2 separate regions of the Homo sapiens genome follow, and region 1 is linked to region 2. Evidence: chromatin loops called from intact Hi-C (ENCODE). Cell type or tissue: Caco-2. All regions are shown on one strand. Links, peaks and the distances in the headings refer to the core of each region. The heading gives the core; the rest is flanking DNA. Region 1 holds the start of PRIMA1 (proline rich membrane anchor 1). Region 2 overlaps UNC79 (unc-79 subunit of NALCN channel complex).

Region 1 (10,052 bases), core at 2,053-10,052, 100 kb before region 2:
TCCAATTTTTGAAGTGATCAATTGCAACTTCCTAAAACGGCATAAAAAGATTAGCAAAGGAAGCTAGAGTCCCACTGCTGTGGCTGGTCCTAGGGCCATAATTGACACTCATCATCTTCTATCCACTCTGACCTTCCTTTCTTTCTTTTTTTTTTCTTTTCTTTTCTTTTCTTTTTTTTTTTTTTTTTTTGAGACGGAGTTTTGCTCTTGTTGCCCAGGGTGGAGGGCAATGGCATGATCTTGGCTCACTGCAACCTCCGCTTCCTGGGTTCAAGCAATTCTACTGCCTCATCCTCCCAAGTAGCTGGGATTACAGGCATGTGCCACCACGCCCGGCTAATTTTGTATTTTTAGTAGAGACAGTGTTTCTCCATGTTGGTCAGGCTGGTCTCGAACTCCTGTCCTCAGGTGATCCACCCACCTTGGCCTCCCAAAGTGCTGGGATTACAGGTGTGAGCCACCATGCCCAGCCCCATTCTAGATTTCTAGGGCCAGCTCTTCAGTGGGTCTGAGGTTCTCACCTGGAGGGTCTTCGGATGTTGTAATTGCTTGTTCACGGCTATCTCTGAGCAGAGAATCTCCCACAAATCCCAGACGACCAGATGTATTTGTCAGCTCAGGCTGCTGTAACAAAACACCCCAAGCTGGGTGGCTTAACCAACAGAAATCAATTTTCTCACAGTTCTGGAGGCTGAGCGTTCTAGATCAAGGTTCAGCAGGGCCAGTTTCTGGTAAGGATTCTCCTGCTGGCTTGTGGACAGCCGCTTTGTCCTCACATGGCTTTTCCTCTGGGTACCCAGAGAGAGGGAGAGAGCTCTGGTCTCTCTTCCTCTTCTTAGAGGGACAACAATCCTAGTGGATAGGGCACCATGCTTATGACCTCATTTAACCTTAATACCCCCTAAAGACTCCCTCTCTAAACATATCTAATATCTCTAAATAACCCCTAACGTTGGGGGTAGGACTTCAATGATGCATTTTGGGGGAAACACTTCAATCCAGAGCACAAGACATACTCTTCCCTGCATCCACTATGTAACACCAGCCCTTGCTCCTCATGGTAATGAAGTACTATCGTGCATCAGTATAGCAAATCCTCCTTTCTCTGCTGCTCCGCTGGCAAGAGGAGCACAAGGCACCCAGGTCACAGTCACAGCTTCCAGTTTAGTAGAACCCTTACTGTGTTCACTAGTGGAAGTTTTACTCTCTATAAGCCAGGGCCTCTGACTCTTCTAAGTCTAAGTTTGCAGGAACAAGAAGCACAGATTCTGCAGGTTTCTTGCTGGCAGTCGGACAGAGGAGCCAATCCTACTTCCACTCCTTGGTTCCTAGATTTGTATATTCTAACTATCAGAAACACATCTATTGACTCACACTATATCCAGGAGAGCAGTGCCCCAACCCCACCAGCTCTTGTCTCTAAGCTGATGTCACAGCTGAGCCTTCAGTAGACCATCTCATCACTCAGGGAAGCCCTAGGATGGCCAAAGAGGGGCTGGGTCATCCCGTCCGGCTGACTGTAGGAGCCTCCTTGGCAACAGATGCTCTCTGGAGAGACAAGCACGAGGCAGAAAGCCCCATACTCTTTGTGCTCACTCCCATGAATTCATCATTTACTGTTTACTTGACCTCCATGCCCCTGGCTTTTCATTTTTGTTCTTTCCATGTCCCTAAATGATTAGCCCAGTCGTTTACCCCGCACAGGAGAGTGTATGTCTGCACTTTGGGCCACCTCTCCTACCCTTGAATGGGAGGTAACACAGCAGTCATCTATTCCCAACTAGCACCAATACACCACGTTGACCTGGGTGTAAAAGAGGCCCTGGTGCTTTCCTCCTCCATCAGACTATCATATGGAACTCCCATTTGGGGCTAAACATATATATTGAGGAAGAGCTTCAACAGAGGTGGGTGACATGAGAATCTGGACCAGCTGTTTAGGCAATTTTCCTGTTCCTTCTAGACCTGCTCGAGCCTCGTCCTATACATACCACTTCTATCACATGCTGGGTTGCCACTGTCCATGGCCGACCTAATGCCTCAGAAATCCAGCCTCCCCTTTAATCATAGGCTCTGGACTATGAACAACCTTAGATAATTTCCATTGCAGTAGGTGTCATCTTTCTGCTCTTACACTCTTTATTTTAAAAGTTTATATATTTATACAAGTCAAGCAACACCCCTGTTAGCTCCCCATTTCTCTCCCCGCCCCCCCAATTACATCATGATCTGTCAGTCATTAACATAGATTCCTGGCTGGGTGCGGTGGTAATCCCAGCACTTTGGGAGGCCGAGGTAGGCGGATCACGAGGTCAGGAGATTGAGACCATCTTGGTTAACACGGTGAAACCCCGTCTGTACTAAAAATACAAAAAATTAGCCGGGCGCGGTGGTGGGCACCTGTAATCCCAGCTACTCGAGAGGCTGAGGCAGGAGAATGGCGTGAACCCGGGAAGCGGAGCTTGCAGTGAGCCAAGATAGCACCACTGCAGTCCCGCCTGGGCGAAAGAGCGAGACTCCATCTCTAAAGAAAAAAAAAAACACAAAAAACATAGATTCCTATGGCTCCAGGCACCCTGGTTGCCACTCTGGCCTTGCTGCCCATTATGGTAATTATGCCCACTTTGTCCGGCATGACATTATGCCACCTGGCCTTTGCCATTCCATTGATTGCCACTGATCCAAGAGAGTCCATTTCCCCACCATCTCCCATCATTGAACCCAGGCTTCAGAAGACAGCCACCACTGAATTTCTCAAAGGTGCTGATGGGCTCATTAGGACTTCTTTTTTCTGTTTCAATGAAGGGAAGATTCTCTGGGCCATCCCAGGGAACATAGGCCAGTGGTGGATTCTCAGGTCTTATGAGTCTAATATTCACACCTCTGAGCCTTCTGGTCCTTTTCTTCTTATTGTGCCAAAAAAATGTTCTGGCATCTCGCGTATTTACTGTAGGCTGTTGTCATTAAAGCAAGTACTATCTTGCAAGTTTCCTGCTTCAATGAGGTCATTGTCATCCCCAGGCCAAGAAGAGCTGTTCTGTTCTTCTTGCTTCTACCTTTCAGAGGATTCAAGGAGATTGGGGTCCAGATTTTCAGGTTTGTTTACCCGAAAGTTTCCATTCCAGGTCACCAGCTCCAATCCTTTCTTTATTAGAGCTCTGACTTGGACATAAGACATCTATGTGGCTGCACATTTAGTCTCCTTTTCAGCTCTGCCACCCTTATAATGAGCCCCCAAGCTTAATTTTCAGTGCAATATGTCTTGTAGATGTCAGGAGCGTCCTTAAAGTTTTCATTACAAAGCATGCCTTACGCTGGTAGATAGCTTCCCTGAGTCTATCATTTTCTCCTTGCAATACCTCCAATACCATCAGAAAAAGCCACTTAACCCCAAATGCAATGGCCATTTGATCTCATAAAGCCTTATTTTCTACCTGCATCTCATTCCAATTAGCCACAGGTGAAGTTTTAGAAATTGTAATATCACTGTATGCCAGCTATGGCCCAGCAGTGGAGACCCTATTGTAGATAGAAGACAAATCCAACATTCCATCCTAAAGGTCTACTTTTTAGGACAATTTGTGGTAGCAACTGTCCCTCCATTCAGTTGCTACCACAGTTGCTGTCCTCCAGAACAGGAACAACTGTCCCTGTTCCTTAGGAGACAGAGTATTAAGCAATAATGCTGCTTGCTAATACTTTATTGAGGGATAAAATCCTAGGGCAACAGACACAAGGCAAAAAGTGAAGCAGGGCAGGAGGGAAGCTAATAGAAAGTTGTGCATTTTTGTGAGATAGGGTCTTGTGATGTTGCCCAGGCTGTTCTTGAACTCCTGGGCTCAAGGGATCCTCCTGCCTCAGTCTCCCAAGTAGCTAGGACTATAGATGTGTGCCACCAGGTTGTACATTATTGAGCTGGTCATATCCTCAGAAGTAAAAACAGCCAGTTGCTCAGTTGCACCTGCTGGACATCTGCCGACAGGCCAAATGGAACCACTGCACTCCATATGCTGGGTCCCTTCCACCTCTTGTCCTTCACTGGTCAAAATGTGTCCCAAGCTTTAACTCCCCTGTATTTCTGAGTAGATGTATCTGGCCCCTGTAGGCAGACCTCATGTGGCCGTGGTGTGGGTTACCAACTGATTGAAAAGGGTGAGAAGAGCCATGTTCTCTCTAGGCCGCTCATGGCATAAGAGGCCTGTGACAGAGCCTGGTCTTCACCCTAAGGGAGGTCACAGGGGCGTCAGCAGGATGTGGGGCCAGGTTGCAGGGAGCTGAAGGCCCATGGGACGTAACCAACTCATCATTCTGCTGGAGGCTATATGATCAAACAGCAAACTGTTTATCATGAATGCAGGATGAGGGCAAACTCACAAGGCCCTGCCACCAAAAGGTTTGCTGAGGGACATCACTCCTTGGTGCCGGGCTCCTCGAAGTTATCTATTGGGAAATCTAGCACCTATTGTTCAAAGGATGCAGCCTCACAAGCCTGCTGTGAACCAATTGACAATTACTGGACAATCACACCCCCTCCCCTTTCTCACTATCTCTTTTGCCTAATAAATATGGAGAGCTGTGTAAAACTCAGGGCCCTTGTCCAGTAGAGGCAAGGCGCCCCCTGACCCCTTCTTCCAAATACACTCTTTTATCTCTTGTCTTTTATTCCCACGTTCGCCCCGCTTTGTTCAGTCCCCCTAGGTCCGTGCAGGCTACAAGTGGCACACTGAACAGTGACAGAATCGGGCAATCTACACCAGGTGACCCTCGAGAGGTGCATAGATTAGGTCCACTACAGCAATATTGAAGACCAGATTAGACAATGCAGGTTTTCCAATGCACAAAACTTACCTAAGTTCTCCCAACGTCGTGAGCCTCTAGTTGGGGGTTAGTATTTCTGAACCCCCAGTGAGCCGCTGTGTGATTCTGGCTCAGGCACAAAGGTCTCTGAACTGTTCACACAGGGCAATTACACTTACATCAAAGAGTTGTGAGACCTGAATTAAAATGCGGTGTAAATAACATTTGTAAGTGGCAATGAGCTCCATGTGTAAACATCAGGAGCTGTTGTCAAATGTAAAGATTGTGCTGAGCAAAATACCACGACTTGTTTTAGCCGGACAGGCATTAAAATATCCAGTGTTATTTTGACCTCAGCTGACCAATAGCTGCTCCATTTCTCCAAACTGTAGATGAGTCACCTAGGAAGTCCCTACCCCTTCATCTTCTTGCCATCCTCCCTCCATCCTATCCCACCCCCAGTGAGATATCCTCTTGTTCCCTTTTCTACCCAGCATCCAGAGTTCTGTCTGGCCCCCAGCAGGTGCCCATGGAGGCTACATATGGAATGAAGGAATGAAGGATTGAATAAATGTCTCCATTTCTTTGCACAAAGAGTTACCAATGCTTGAGATGTTCCCCTACTCCCAGGAAGTCACCCTCTCCTGGGAGCCTTTACTCAACCCGCCCTCCATTCCTGTCTTCCCCTTTCTCGGGGCAGCTGTGTGTGACATGCCAGTGCACAGTGGAATGGTTGGTTTTATCCATCTCCCTGACAGGCCCCTGAATTCTTAGGGGGGAAGGAACAAGGTCTCATTCACATTTGTCCCTGCATCTTGCTGGTTGAGGTGCAATCTGCAGCCTCGGGGCGGCGCTCTGGCATGAAGGAGGCCGCTAAGACGTTGTTCTGAAAGCTGGCTTGCAAGGTAGTTTATACTCTGCAAACCAGCGTTTATAGTGTGTGTTTACATGAGTGGCTTAAGGGTGTCCAAATACCGGGAAAAGGTGCTCAGTAAATGTTTCTTCCATGCATGCACTGTAGTATCTGACCCTCAGCTCTGTGTCTTAAGCCCCTGGTTCTCTCATCCAACCTAAAAATAGGATTGTCCAGGCCTTGAGGGCCTTCTGGAAGGCGCCCCCATCAGTCAAAGCGCTTGCAAAGTGCTTCCACCACAAGAGCAGAGAGGCCGCGCCATGCCTGTGATGCTGCTAGGCACAGCTTGTCTGAAAGAGATGCAACCAGGCTACCTCCCGAAGAACCGACTTGTTGATAATCTTGCCTCAAACAGAGGAGTTTGCAGATGGTTGAGGAAGAGCAGTGGTAGAAATGTTCTCCCCAGGGCCGTCACAACTCCTTCCCAGCCGCAGCCTAGTGTTGCAAGAGAGTTTCTGCTGCTGGGACTACAAAGGAGAGGACAAGGCCCATGGCCGGGAGAGGGGCGGCCTGCACCTTTCAGCCCCGGCGCCCGGGAGAGCCTGCGGGGAGTGCGGCGGGGAGAGTCCTCAAGGATGGAGCGCAAAAAAGGGTCTCAAGTCAGTCCTCGCCACCTTTCCGCAGCCTCGGGAGAGGCTTGGGGGAAGCGCAGGCAAGGGCCAAAACCCCATGGAAGTGGGAATCCTCGGCCTCCAGGGTGAATAAATAATTAAGCGCCCAATACACAATAGCCTCGCTAGATGGAGACGAGGAATCACTGCAGCGGCGCTGGCGGCGGCGGCGGGGGGAGCGCAACCCCGGGCGGGAGGCGGGAGAGGCTCTGGCTCGGCTCACGTCTGTTTTCCTTTTTCGTGGATTATTTATTTCGCCTCCACCCACGGCTTTGCTGCCCCAGCGGGAGCTCCCTGCCGGCGCCTCCCGCCGCTGCCTCTCGCGGGCCAGCGTGAGGGTAGTAGAGAGCTCGGGCACCCCAGTGCCCCGGGCAGCCGCGCGGCGCCACCAGGAAAGGCGGGGAGCCAACGCGGGCCCGGGGAGGGCTCGCGCGGCCGGCTCCAGGCGGCGTGGAGGAGACTTTCCCCGCCCTCTGCCTCCGCCTCGGCGGCCAGCCCTGGCCCTGGGAGCGGGGTGCCGCCCCTCCCGCCCCGCGCGCGGCTAGGCGCAGTCCGGAGCCACCGCGCCCTGCGCCCCGTGCGAGGACGCCGCTCCTGGTCCTCTGCTCAGCGGCCCGGGAGGCCCAACCGGCGCGCAAACTTTTGCTCCAGCGCCGGGCGCTCCTCCCCGGCATGTGAAGCCCCCGGGCGCCCGCGCAGCCGCCAAGGTGAGGACGGAGGCCCCGCCTAGAGGGCGGGGGACTGGGGAGGCGGCTGGCTTTAAATGGGGGCTGTCCGGCTGCTGGGAAACAGAGCTGCCGCGGGGGGAACGCGGACCTCTTTTCCCCGAGCCCAGGGTCGGCTGGGGCCGCCGCCAGGCAAGGTAGCGTGAGGCGTTGGAAGGGTGCGGGCGGAGATGGAGGCGTGGGGGAACCCACGCCCGGGAGCGGGAGATCGGGGCTGGGCGGAGGCGTGCAAAGGGGCAGCGCACGGAGGTGCCTATGTTGCAGTGTGCGCAATGAGGCCGGCTGGGCAGTGTGGGTGCAGGCAGCGTGAGATTTCTTGGGGCCGTGCATGCAGGGTCAGCGAGGGTGCAGGCAGGAGTCGGTGGGTGTGCACGGGGATCAGTGTGTGTGCACGGCTGTTTCTGTGGTTGTGCGCGCAGGTGAGTAGTGCCCGCCGGGTTTGAAGTGTGCTCACAGTGAGAGTGAGTTGTATGGGGGTTAATGGGGCGCAGTAAGTGTGCTTGGCTGTTTCTGGAGGTGTCCATGGGGCCAAGGTATGCACGCAGTATTCTGGAGCTGTGCGCGGAGCTAAAGTGTACACGCGGGGCTCTGGGGATGTGCGTAAGAAGAGTGTGAATTCTGGGACTGACGAAGAGTCAGTGAAGGTGTAAGCTGGAGTGTAAGTGCAGGCTTGGTTTACTAGGGTGCCCCTGGGTGCGGGGCGTGCCCGTCCGACCCGGGCTGGGAGGTATATTGGTGCGCGGCGGCGGAAGTGCCTGCGCGGTGTCCGCCTGACCCTAGCCTTGCTCTCCTGACAGTTCGCCCCAGGAGCGGGCGCCGCTGGCCGAGATGCTCCTCCGGGACTTGGTGCTGCGCCGTGGCTGCTGCTGGTCCTCGCTGCTGCTGCACTGCGCGCTCCACCCGCTCTGGGGCTTCGTGCAGGTGAGACGCGCCGGCTGCGCACTGGCTGGGAGGGCCTCCTGGGTAAGGGGCGAGCTGTCCCTTCCCTCCTGAGACCCTGGCCTCTTGCAGCCACCCCACTGATTGGTTCTCGGAAGAGCTTGGGAAAAGAAAAGCTGCTACGGTCCCCTATACCCTACCCCTGAAAAGATAAGAAACTCCAAAGAGAGGCTTCGATTGTGGCCTAAATCCTGCAGGACCGGGCTGGCCTTGGAATGGAAAGGGGCTCAGAGAATACCTTCCAATGATAACATTCTAGGGCAGAAATTCAGCAAAGAAACAAACTTACAAAGAAAAATGATCCCAAGGATATATATTATTTCTTTCTCACCAGAACCACTGATGAACTTCAAATTAGCTTTCTTAAACTGGTTTTCAACACGGAAGGCAGCCGTGTTTCTTATAGGTATCAGAGTTGAGGATGTAGACAGATAATGCATGGTGGCCCATCTGTCAGGACTGCCCAGGGTTGAATCTCTCACCCTGGGTCCCTTAAATCCCAGGGCAGAGGCCAGGCAGCCACTAACTGGAGTTACCTCTTAGGGTCAGAGAGGGGTTTCAATGGGGTGGTCCCTAGTCCCCCCCAGAATGCGCATCGTCACTGGTACAGTGGAGAGGTGACAAGGTGGACTTCGATGTCAGCTCTGGAATTTGAGCTTCAGCTCTGTCCCTCACCAGCTGGGAGGCTTTAGGCAACCCACTTACCCTCTCTGAGAGTTAGTTTCTTCTTCCTGACTGTACTATTGTAAGTACTTGATGAGATAAATGCATGTAAGGATTACTTAGTGCAGTGCCAGGTCCATGATGAAATTAACCAGTAGTGGTTGCTGCCATTGTTGATAGGAGTAATAGCAATGCCGTTCTTCTGCCTGGCTGACCAGGTACTCTGTTTATCACTGCGTGGTCTGTTTGACATTTTTTCTGCAGGCTCTGGAGGACATTTTCATTGTTTTGGGCATTGAGGATCCACTCTGGGGTATTTGTAGCCTCATGTGCTCCTGATGGCATTTTGGGGTTTGGGGACAATTCACATGGTTGCTCTGTACTAGTAGGGGTGACAGACCAGGAAAAAAAGGGATGCGGGCAAGACCACTTGCCAGTCTACCGAGGTCCATGAGCTGCCCCAAATGATGGGGCCCTGCCGAGAGCTTGCTCAGTCAGTCCTGCCTGGATGATGGCCTGGGTGACTGCCCATCGATAGCCAGGTTCAGACGCTGCTCAGCACCCCCTACTCCCAGGCCCCATCTTCTGCTCTCTTCTCTGGCTTGCCTCCGTCTCACAATTGTTTTCCTTTTGGAATTGACAGCTTTGTCTAATGTGTGAAACAGCAGTTATTAAACTCAGCTGTGCCTCCTCAGGAAACATGATTTTGTCACTTCTAAACACTTTAGTGGCTTGGGACCAGCTTCGCTTGTTCAACTTTTAGCTGAACCTCAGATATTGAGTTCACTTCGTTTTTAGATTCATTTGTTTACACTTTTCTCTCTTCCATAAGACACCTTCACCTGGGGTGGGAAGCAACGTAGTGAGGTTGTCAGTCTCCAGGACTAGAATTCTGCTGTGTAAGCTAGTAGGATCTAAACAGAAGACCCCCAAGCACCATGCACTCCTCCCAGAAGAAATAATTTTGTGAAAGCAGTTCAGTTTTTTAAGTGTCCTTCAGCCAGGCAGTACTTACACAAGCAGGGGTGTGTGTGTGTGTGTATGCAGGGGTGTCTGTGTGTGTGCAGGGGTGTGTGTGTGTGCGGGTGTATTTCAGATGCTCTCACTCAATACAAATCAATTTTCATAAAAATCAATTTAAAAAGGAACCCTCCAGACAAGTAGAATGGGTAAAATCTTGGCTTGAGGCTCTGGAAAAATTAATTTACAAATGATAGGGACAGGGAAATCAAGGGAAAGGGGTTTTGGAATGAATGGATCTGGCTTTAAGCAAAAGAGCTAAATCCAAGGGAACGTAGGAGAGAAGAGGAAAAATGGAAATGCACGAAGCCATGTGTTTCTCTTTAAGTGGGGAAAATAAAATCTGTCATGTCATAGGAGTTTCTCTAATCTGGAGAGCAAACT
Region 2 (10,041 bases), core at 1-8,000:
CTACAACACGCCAGAGATGGCGCCAGAGGCTTTTCCTATATCACCTCCATCACTCTCCAACCATCCCCTCGTCTATTTCACAGATGAAAATCTGAATAATAGAGAGGTTAGACACACTTGTCAAGCTCACAAAATCGCAAGTACCATAGTTAGGAATCAAACCCGGATCTGAGTAGAAATATTAGGAATCGACTGCCTAATTCCTTTTGTGAACATCATTTGGATCATTGGGATGGGTGCGCCATTTTATCACATCGTCAGCTTGCCCTGTCCCAAACCCGAGCTGTCCCCAAGACCAATGTGACCTCCCAGAACTTGCCGAAGCTCTGTGAAGGTCCCCTGGCTCCTCGGAGCTGATTAGTACCAATGTGTCCGGTTTGCCTGCACAGGCTCATGACTGGTGCCTGCCTTGGGTCTACTTTCTTCCTTTAGCACATCACCTGTCTCTGCAATTTACAAAGTTCCCCTGTGTAGGTCATGCCAATGTGTGCTTTAGTGAGTTCCCAACTGGCCTTCTTGTTTTCATTTTGTATTTTCCTGTATCTCTAGAGATTTCAGTTGAAAAGATGGTACATGAAGAATTAGATAGAGAATGAATTTTCCTTTGTTTTGTCTCTGGTTTTAAAAACTGATCACAGAATTTTGATTATATTTCTAGCCTTTTATTTCTCTTCATTATTTTGAGACAGAAATGCCTGGGAAGCCAACTCTTGCTTGACTCCATGATTTATCTTTATAAAAGTAAGCCGAAAAACAATTTGGGGGCGGGGGGAAAGACAGTCTGGGAATCTAAACAACTTTAAATAAGACATTAGCACAAAGTTGTGTTTCTAACATCCACAGGAGGGCAAATGATAAGATGTATTTTCTTCTCAGAAGAAACATAATTGGCTGATAAGGTTTCCATTAGCAATTGCGATGCATACGGTCTTAATCTTGCAGAAATCACTTACCTTTGATTGCTCTGGAAATCCAATCAGGATAACAATAAGATGGTCTGCAACGTGGGAGCCTGCATCCAGAGGAATGGGCAGGCAGGGAGAGGAGGCATTTGGGCACACTGCATTGTGAGTGAGGGAACCCAGCAGCAGCCAGGACAACAGTCGGATATGGGAGACACACTCAATGAATTCTTTAGGTCTATTAGAGAAGAAGGAGTGTTAAAGATGATTTTATGTTTTGTGTTTCATTGGGTGCATAACAAATGCTTATTGAAGGAAGGGATTGAAAGTGTGGTCTTGCAGGCAATCACATAAAACAAAACGCCAAGGCAATTGAGTGTCAACAAAATGATATATCTGTTTTTCTTGTTTTCCACTCTAATCCTGGATCTCAGCTTCTTGAGAAAAGAACAGCCTTTGGTGACACAGGATTACACAGCATTCTTCCACAAGGCTGACTGCCTCTCTGACTAGCTTCTCTTTCTAAACCCTTTCCACTCCTGCCTTTAGAAATTTCTTCTCTGGTGGGCCGGGCGCGGTGGCTCACGCCTGTAATCCCAGTGCTTTGGGAGGCTGAGGCGGGTGGATCACCTGAGGTCACGAGTTCGAGATCAGCCTGGCCAACATGGCAAAACCCCGTCTCTACTAAAAATAGAAAAATTAGCTGGGCGTGGTGGTGCATGCCTGTAATTACAGCTACTGGGGGGCTGAGGCAGGAGGATCACTTAAACCCAGGAGGCGAAGGTTGCAGTTAGCTGAGATGGTGCCACTGCACTCCAGCCTGGGCAACAGAGCAAGACTCCGTCTCAAAAAAAAAAAAAAAAAAAAGAAATTTCTTCTCTGGCATCCCCAGTAGAGGGGAGGAAAGAGATGAGGAGATATAACACAGCTGCCCATTTTCCTGCTCCCCAGTGATCTTTTCCTCCTACCCTTCTCATTCCCACTCTACACTTTTCCTCTGGACAGGAAGGCTGACCACACAAAAGGGTGGGCTCAAACCTACTCTGAGTTCCCAAGTCAACAAACCCATACATGCCTCTCTCTTCTTTAGCCTCCCTAAAAGGCAGAGCCAGGGGCTTGTACAATCTTGCACCGATTTCATCCCTGTTATAGCTTTTGTTCCAGCTACAATCTAAGCTGCTTGAAGGCAAATATATTGATACATACCTATTAATTTACTTAACTAGTTGAAATCAAGCATTAAAGTGGTAATTCTAAGCTCAAAATTTTCATTCTTCATGAAAGGACAATTGAGGTTTTTGTGGGAGGACAGGTTTATTTTTTGGCAGCATGTCAAAGAGCATTCTGGGTCAGCAAGTACGTAAGGAGATGGGATCTGATTTCCATCTTCCTAACCAAGTATATTCCACTGTCATAAATCTTCGGTGTACTCCTTAACTCTAGCTGAGCCCGAGGAAACTCAGGGGTGTCTCCTGCCTTCTTTACCCTCATTCCCGGAATAGTAAGGGTCTTACCCTTGCTGCATTGCAGAGGGGGGATGATAAAGCCAAGGCAGATAGCGGATCACAGCTTTGTTATCTCTGTGGTTGCCCCGTGAGATGTCCATGGCTGCAATCTGGGCCAGCCCCACTTTGAGATGTCCCCCAAAGGTATCTTCATGCAGAGGCTGGGAACATGTCTTCATGTGGCTCTACAAAACCGAATGGTATTTTGTAACTCTGGCAGACACCTGGATTCATTCCAGGCCATTCTTTGAAAAGAAGAGGTTGTCATTTCCACCCCGCTTATCGCCACTCTGAGCAAACAACCTGCTTAAACTTCTTCAGAGCCTTCCCATTGTTCTTAGGATAAAAGGAGGGAAAGTTCCCTAGCCTACAAAGCCAGAAAGATCCAGCCACTGAGAACTTACCCCTTCTGCCTGCAGCTCCAGCTGTGTTGGCTCTCTGTGTTCCCCCCTGCTGCTATTCCCTTTGTCTGGAATGCCATTCCTGCCTCTCTTCACCTAATTGTTCAGGTTTTAGCTCAAATGTAACTTCCTCTGGGAAGCCTTCCCTGACCTCCCCGGCCAGGTCCGTGCTGCCTTCTGCCTCTTTTTCATAGCAATTGTGAGAGACACATTTTTACTGTAGTTTGTGTGAAATGTTCACTAAATGTGGCCTCCACTACCAGACTATAAATTAAATGAGAGCAGCTACTGTGTCCGCTTTTGCTCATCACAGCATCCCCAATGCCTAGAACAGTGCCACGACATTACAGGTGCTCATACCTATTTGTTGAATTAATTTAGAAAGATTTCTTTGCTCAGTGTGAGCTCAGTGGGAAGGGCACTGAACTAGGCATTGAGACCTAGGTTCTAGACCCAGGTCTGTCCTAGCTAGTCCCATGGCCTTAGATAAGCCACTTGCCACTTGATCCTTCTGATTTGTTTCCCAATATGTAAAATCAGAGGGTGAGATTATGTCTGTATTTCCAACCTTTTGATGATCCTGGTTCCTACTTATTATTTTTCGAAAGCATCTGCAAAACAACCTAAACATGTTTAGGTAATAATTGTTTCCTCTTCTTTGTACATCAAAGTCATTTAAGTATGGGTATTCAGATTCAGCAAGCAGTAACCGGCACAGGAGCGAACGACAGGGGAGCTCATTAAGAAATGAATGGGTTTACATATCGTGAGATATTCTCAGTTTACATTTTGATTCTACTTTCTGCCTGGGATTTGCAAATCTATCACTGTACCAAAAACCACTTTGATCGTCTGAGCAGAGCCAGAGAACAGTTCAGTGATTAAGGGATGATATTTTTGGCTGATGAACTTCTGGGATCACTAGCTCCTAATTATCAAAAAGGAATCATCTAGCACCAGATTGCAATTTGGCTGCTCCTTGGACCATGTTTGGATTCTCTTCTGCCCTCTGTCTAGGGCCTTCCTCAGATCTCTCAAACTATTCATCTTTTAGCTCCCTAGTTGAATCACAGCAGGAAAGTGGACCTGCATCAGCAATTCATTCCACCCTGCAAAAACTCAATAATCTCAACAATTTCACTGGGATTTTGTCCATATGCAAATTAAATTTTGTTCTATCCCCTTTCATCAAGGATTTTAAGAAAACAGCTTCAATGGAGCAAAAAATAATACATGGTGTATGTTTGCATAATGTGCTACAGTTTATGAAAGTCTCTTCACGTACATTATTTTTGATCAAACCCTCGTAACAGTCAGGCAAGGTACAGATGATTAGATTCGTTCTTCAAATGAGGAAACTGATGCTCAAGGTAATTAAACGATGCTATGTGGTAAAAAGAGAATGAATTGAGAGTCACAAGAATCTTGGGTTCAACCTTGACTTTACCACTTAGTAGTGTGACTTGAGCAAGTACTACACCACCCCAAGCCTCAGTTTCTCCATTTGTAAAATGGGGATAGTATCTTAACAGAGGTATTGTGAGAAGTGAATATATGGCAAAAGTAAAGCTATGCATGTGGCTGATGCCATGTGAATGTCCTTTCCCTTCCTCTTTTCCTCTTTGCAAAGCTGGACCCTGGCTCTTTGATCCCCCAAGACAGGGGCTCATTCAACAGTGCCACGGCTGCCTCCCCAGGTAGCGATAAGTTCCCTATGGTCTGCTTAATTCTCTCAAAGCATCTCTGTTTTGTGAACCTGAGGGATGAGCAGGTGGCGGTCATCTCACCTTCAGTTTGGTCAGCGTGTGCATGTCTGCCATGAAATCCAGCACTTCGTTGATGTACTGCCTCACACACTCCATCGCTGCAGTCCCACACTGAAACACAAGGACACAGCTGGGTCACACCTTCATTTTTGCCCTGACTCCAATGATTGCCTCACTCTGGTTTCACGTTGTTTACTAAGGAGTCGTTTTACTTTCTGGATTTCTGACTCACTCCATTACTCTCAGCTTGGTCTGTGACTGTCTGCCCAGCATTTGGACAAAAATTGATAGAAGGTTTGTGGCAGAGAACAAAGAAACAGGAGAGGCCTATGGGAGATGGGGCTAAATGCTTTTATCCACTGGGTAATTGAACTGATTTTGTGTGTGTGTGTGCTTGTTTTTAAACTGCTTTGTATGCAAAGATTCAGCCTATGTCATGCCATTAGCATCAGAGTCTTTAGGACATCATTCATCCCAAAACATAGCAACACATTCTCATTCTAGGGAAGTCTTAGCTACACATAAAATACGTGCCACCAAATTCTACCACCAGAATCTTGAATCTATTTTCTGTCAAAAAAGTACATAAACAAGCATCGTGTTTGCTGAAAGAGTCAAAAATTCTCATGCTAGTCAAGTCGCTTGCAAATTAACTTCTTATACACAGTAGGTACACTACTAAATAGATACATGTATTACTGTCAAGTTCTTGCTAGGGGATAAATAAAAGAAAGAAACGAAATGGTCATCTTCCCCACATGCTTGAAGTGTGTTTGAAAAGTTTTGAAGGAAAAGAAAGCAAGTTTGTGTTTTAGGTCGTTAAATGACATTGGCCTGCTCTCCCTGAGAATGCAGTGAATTTAGGATTATAAGCAAAGCAAAGGAAAATGAACAAGCAGGCTGCTATATCAAAGCCGTATGAGAGAAACCACACATCAGGCTGGGTATCATGTGGATCAAACGAGGCAGGCTTTGAAGCCAGATGAATACTACGCTAAAGGCCTTCCTCGGCTTTCTTCAGGAAAATCTGGAACATTATAGACTTAACTAGCTCACCCAGTGGCTCTCATTTTCCCATATTCATGTAAATCTGCGCGGTACTGAACTATATCACCTTCTCTCTCTTCTAGAATGTTACGCTTGTCAGTTCTTCTGACAGGATAACAAACAGCAAAGTAAGGTCATTGGCAGTCTGTCAGAGTGTTTTCCAAGCATTTCGTACGTTCCAAAGTTTTCTTCTTTTAATTTAAATCAAGTGAAGGAATTATAAAAGGTTATTGTGTTCCTGCTTTTGGAATATTAATCCTTTCGTGCAAGAAAGGATTTCCCCGCGATTTATTCCATTTTCTCTGACCTTTCACATGTCATGCAAATAGGACTGGAGACTATGTTCTTGAATTTCTTGAAAGGGATTTGTTTCTTTCATAGGCAATATTTTATAGCATTTCAACTAGGCAAATGTCACTGAAAATAATTCCTAGGAGCATTATTCAATATTTGTCTTTTAAGTTTGAATCTCAAAAAATGAGAGCAAGGAATTTACTACCACCAAGTCACTTTTGTTTTAGAGACAACCAGCTACATCTGATAAAAGCCTTAAAATTCACTGTATGGTCAAGAGAATCTTAGTGAGCCATATATACTTAGGAAACAAAACATATAATTTCCAATCCCTCCTCCTTTTTTTCTACTTTGCAAAGCTTAAGAATAACCTTAGGTGTGTTACTTAAGAAACAAAACAGAAGAAGTCAAGCTCCATTTGTTTCAGAAGAGCTACATTTATTTCATAGGAAAACTAACGATTAAAAAGTTGAAAATATTCAAAACTCAAACTCACAAATTGAAGCAAACCATAGCTAATTCTTCCTCAAAACTAATATTTGATTTTAAAGTTACATTTCTTAGATTATAAAAGCAACACATGTTTAATATAGGAAATTTGGAAAATACAGATCATTAAAATTAAAATTGAAATCACCATAATCCTAATTTCCTGTCCTCCACCTCTGGGAAAACTACTGTTAATATTTCCTTCCAAGTTTTTTTAATTTTTCTAATGTATATAACATACACACATACATATAATGTTTATAAGATTGAGATAACATTTTTCTAACTTGCTTTTTAATTAAATACATCATAAGCATTTTCCAATTAATTAAATATTATTTGAAACTTTGATTTGGTAGGTACATAATAGTCTTACCTTATGGATGCAACTTATTTTATTTAAACAATACCCTGATGATGTTAGACATTTACTTTGTTTCCATATTTCTGCTATTTTAAATGATGCTTTAATAAACATACTTAATATAAAACATGTGCATATTTATTTTCTCAGACATATTCCTAAAGGAAGATTGTCAAACTGCCCTCCAGCAAGGTTGGTTTTACTACCACTAGTGGCTTACAAGAATGCTTGTTTCATTTTACCATCAATAAGTCTAATCATTGAGGTGGATCTGCTGGGGAGGGAAAAATGGGGAGGTATTAGTCAAAAGGTCCAAGGCTTCAATTATGCAAAGTGAGTAAGTCCTAGAGATTTACGGAGCAGCGGAGTCCCTAGAGTTAGAAATATTGCATTACATACTTAGAAATTTCTTAAGAAGGTAGATCTTATGTAAAGTGCTCTCATTGCTAATGACAAACAAACAAAAAAACAAATAGGGCAGGAAGAAACTGTTGGAGATGATGGATATGTTCATGGCATAGATCACAGTAGTAGTTTCATGAATGTATAATCATTTCCAAACTCATCAAGTCACATACATTAAAGATATGCAGCTTCCTATATGTCCTTCATGCCCTGATGAAGTGTGTGTTTTTTTTTTTTTGAGACAGAAAAGTCTGCTGATTGGCTAGCCGATTTTAATTTTTATATTTTAAAATATTTTTATACTTCATATTAACTTACAATTCATTGATTGCTATCAGAGTAAAAGGTTTATTTTTAATGGCTTATTGGTCATCAGAAAGGGACCTATATGTTGCTTTTCTGTTGTTGTTGGAATGTTCGTCTTTTAATTACTGATTTCAATAACCCTTTTATTATTAGGGACATTATTTTTTTAGCTATGGCATAGGTAGCAAATATTGAGTTTTAAAGAATTAAACGATAAAGGAAACAGCGAGCATGCAGCAGAGACTGGCTAGCCACTCCCCAGGTCTGTCTTCTTCCTTGGCCCACAACTAGACCACATTTCCCATCATCCCTTGCAGTTGGGTGTGGTCATGTGACTGAGTTCTAGCCAATGGAATGTGAGTAGGAAAAAAACCACACACTTTTAGACTTGGCCTGTGAAAACCCCATGGGCCATATTCTCTTCCCTTTCCCCAACCACAATCAAGCTGATTGCAGCGGACTGCACATAATGGAAGAAACCTGATCCCCGAGTATGCACGTGGAAATCCCCCTTTCCCTACTAATCAGGATACCCATTTAAACTTCATATGAGCAAACAATAAACTTTCATAAGTCGTTGAGAATTGGGATTTTTGTCTCATAGAACCTTGTATTACATTATCAAGAACCCTTAAAAAAAAAAACATAGTTTAGTCATTCTATTCCCAGAAATCTATTATAAAGAAATGGTCTGAAGTATGGACAAAGATTTAAGCACAAAGATGTTCTTTGCATATTAGTTACAATAGAAAAATATAGAAAATAACTAAAATATCAAAAAATAGGCAATGTTTGTTAATATTTTTAATAGATAACATTTTCACAGCATTTACTATGTCTGGCTCCTTGCTAATATGCTTTGCATGCATTATCTCGTTCAATCCTCAAACTATATGTTAAACCCTGTTATATCCCATTTGACAGATGTTATGAATCAAAGAATTATAGGTTAAAATACGTTCCAAAAGTCACATAGCTAGTAAATGGCAGGCCTCAAACCCTGATGTAAGTCTAAAGCCTACATTCTTAACTACTATTCTATGAAATGTAAGTATGTAGACAATGAATTTGGTCAGGACTTACTCCAGGTACAGAGGCTATCATCTGCTTGCTCAGGATTGTTGACTCAGCTAGTTTGGTTCCAGCATCTGCACAAATAAACTAATAAAAAAGTGAAAGGATAATTATTTTTAAGGGTATCTGGACATTAATAAGTAATTTATCATTTTATTAACTTGGCTTAAATTAATTAGTGTTTATTTTCATGACGATCTGCCTTGGATAGATCAGATTTGCTAATCATGATGGTTCATTCCTATCAGAAACTCAGAATCACAGTACTAAAATTAACACACAGAGTCTTACTTTACCCAGACTGTTAAGTGGCACTGAAATGGTGCATTCAATCAAAGAAAAAATAAAAGATGTCAGCATTGTCAGATTTATTGTGAAGTCATTCTATTTATTGTTTAGTACTTCTTGACAGTTACTGTAAGCACATTTCATACAGTTTCATGATTTCTATTATCGTATCATATATTTAGAAAGAAACCAGAAAAACAATCAACCTCAGAGTGAGTATTCTACCTGTTTCTTCCCCACAGGGGAACTTCAGCATCTCATCTTCCTGCCCCTATTCATCCACATGTATCCTTTGTGCTGATAAAGACCCCCACTCCTTCTCTGGGGGCCCAGAGGACTTTTCACACACTTCCATTGTAACAGTCACCACGTCAGACTGCAGTGACTTATGGGTCCATTTCTCAACCTGCTGTGAGCTCTTCAAGAGCACAGGCTTGATGCACCTCATCCCCAGCACTAGCTTGGTGCCGGACACCTCAGAGGGGCTCAGTGAGAGTTTACAAAGCAAATCCATTAGCCAGTTATGACTTGAGATCATTACAAGAATGGATTTGCCAGATTTCAATTTAATTTGCTTCATTACAGATTTTGACAGGTGTTTCTCACTTAATGCAGCACTCAATTATTTATTAATAGTCTTAGGAAAAAAAGTTAACCATGAAGTAGAGTTGGCTATGAGCAATTAGGTCCTGTTCAATTTATATTTCCTGCCCTCTGGCCAGTAGCCTTAACAACTTTGGGACCTGAAACTGCTGCTGTGCAGAGTTCAGAAGTTTCAGCACCAGTCGCTCCGCCTTCTCATTCATTTTGTTCTCATACTGGAAGGCACAGGGAAGCTGAATGGGTCAGCAGGCTCGGTCCCTGTCACACTAGAGAGAAGTAATAACAACTAGGGTCGCAGAGTAAATCTCTAGGAGGCCTGATAAGGAGGCATGGAACAAAGGAACAGAAACCAGCATATTATCGGGCTAGTCAGGGGTTTAAATGTAAGCATTATTAACAGGTAGCAGGTTTTGGCTAACTGGGTACACCTCTAAGCCAAAGGCCTCCTGAGGCCAAGGAACCCTTAGACTTCCGGCTCAGGGCCAAGAGCTGGTGTTCAAGTGTGGGAGGGGCGTCCTCCATGGAAAGCACGTAAGTATATGTAACTGAATGGGGGCAAGAGGGCACAAGCAGAGCTGTCCCCAAGAGCTGTGTGAC

The links. Hi-C counts contacts between places; a loop is a spot of excess contacts. Peaks named below come from ENCODE experiments on the same cell type or tissue, not always from the same donor. Only the 100,000 strongest peaks of a DNase experiment are listed, where the experiment ranks them.
Region 1: a loop joins it to region 2, with 19 times the contacts of the local background. A loop is called at or near these places in 1 of 110 quality-filtered maps.

The regions. Positions count from the first base shown.
Region 1 is chr14:93,785,541-93,795,592 of GRCh38, reverse strand. It overlaps PRIMA1 (proline rich membrane anchor 1), which reads left to right and starts at 7,108. Exons shown (of 5, transcript NM_178013.4): 1 at 7,108-7,183; 2 at 7,844-7,967. The coding sequence starts at 7,875. RefSeq lists enhancers at 5,605-6,316, 6,317-7,030, 7,031-7,742. In Caco-2, for the core only: no CTCF peak of the experiment used is centred there; a DNase peak (open chromatin) is centred at 7,000; H3K4me3 peaks cover 1,179 bases.
Region 2 is chr14:93,681,216-93,691,256 of GRCh38, reverse strand. It overlaps UNC79 (unc-79 subunit of NALCN channel complex), which reads right to left. Exons shown (of 52, transcript NM_001395159.1): 45 at 8,563-8,640; 46 at 4,596-4,685; 47 at 2,417-2,592; 48 at 954-1,140. Among named protein-coding and RNA genes, the nearest start is that of PRIMA1, 100 kb to the left of the region's middle. RefSeq lists enhancers at 997-1,690, 1,691-2,384, 2,385-3,078, 3,079-3,773. In Caco-2, for the core only: no CTCF peak of the experiment used is centred there; a DNase peak (open chromatin) is centred at 7,796.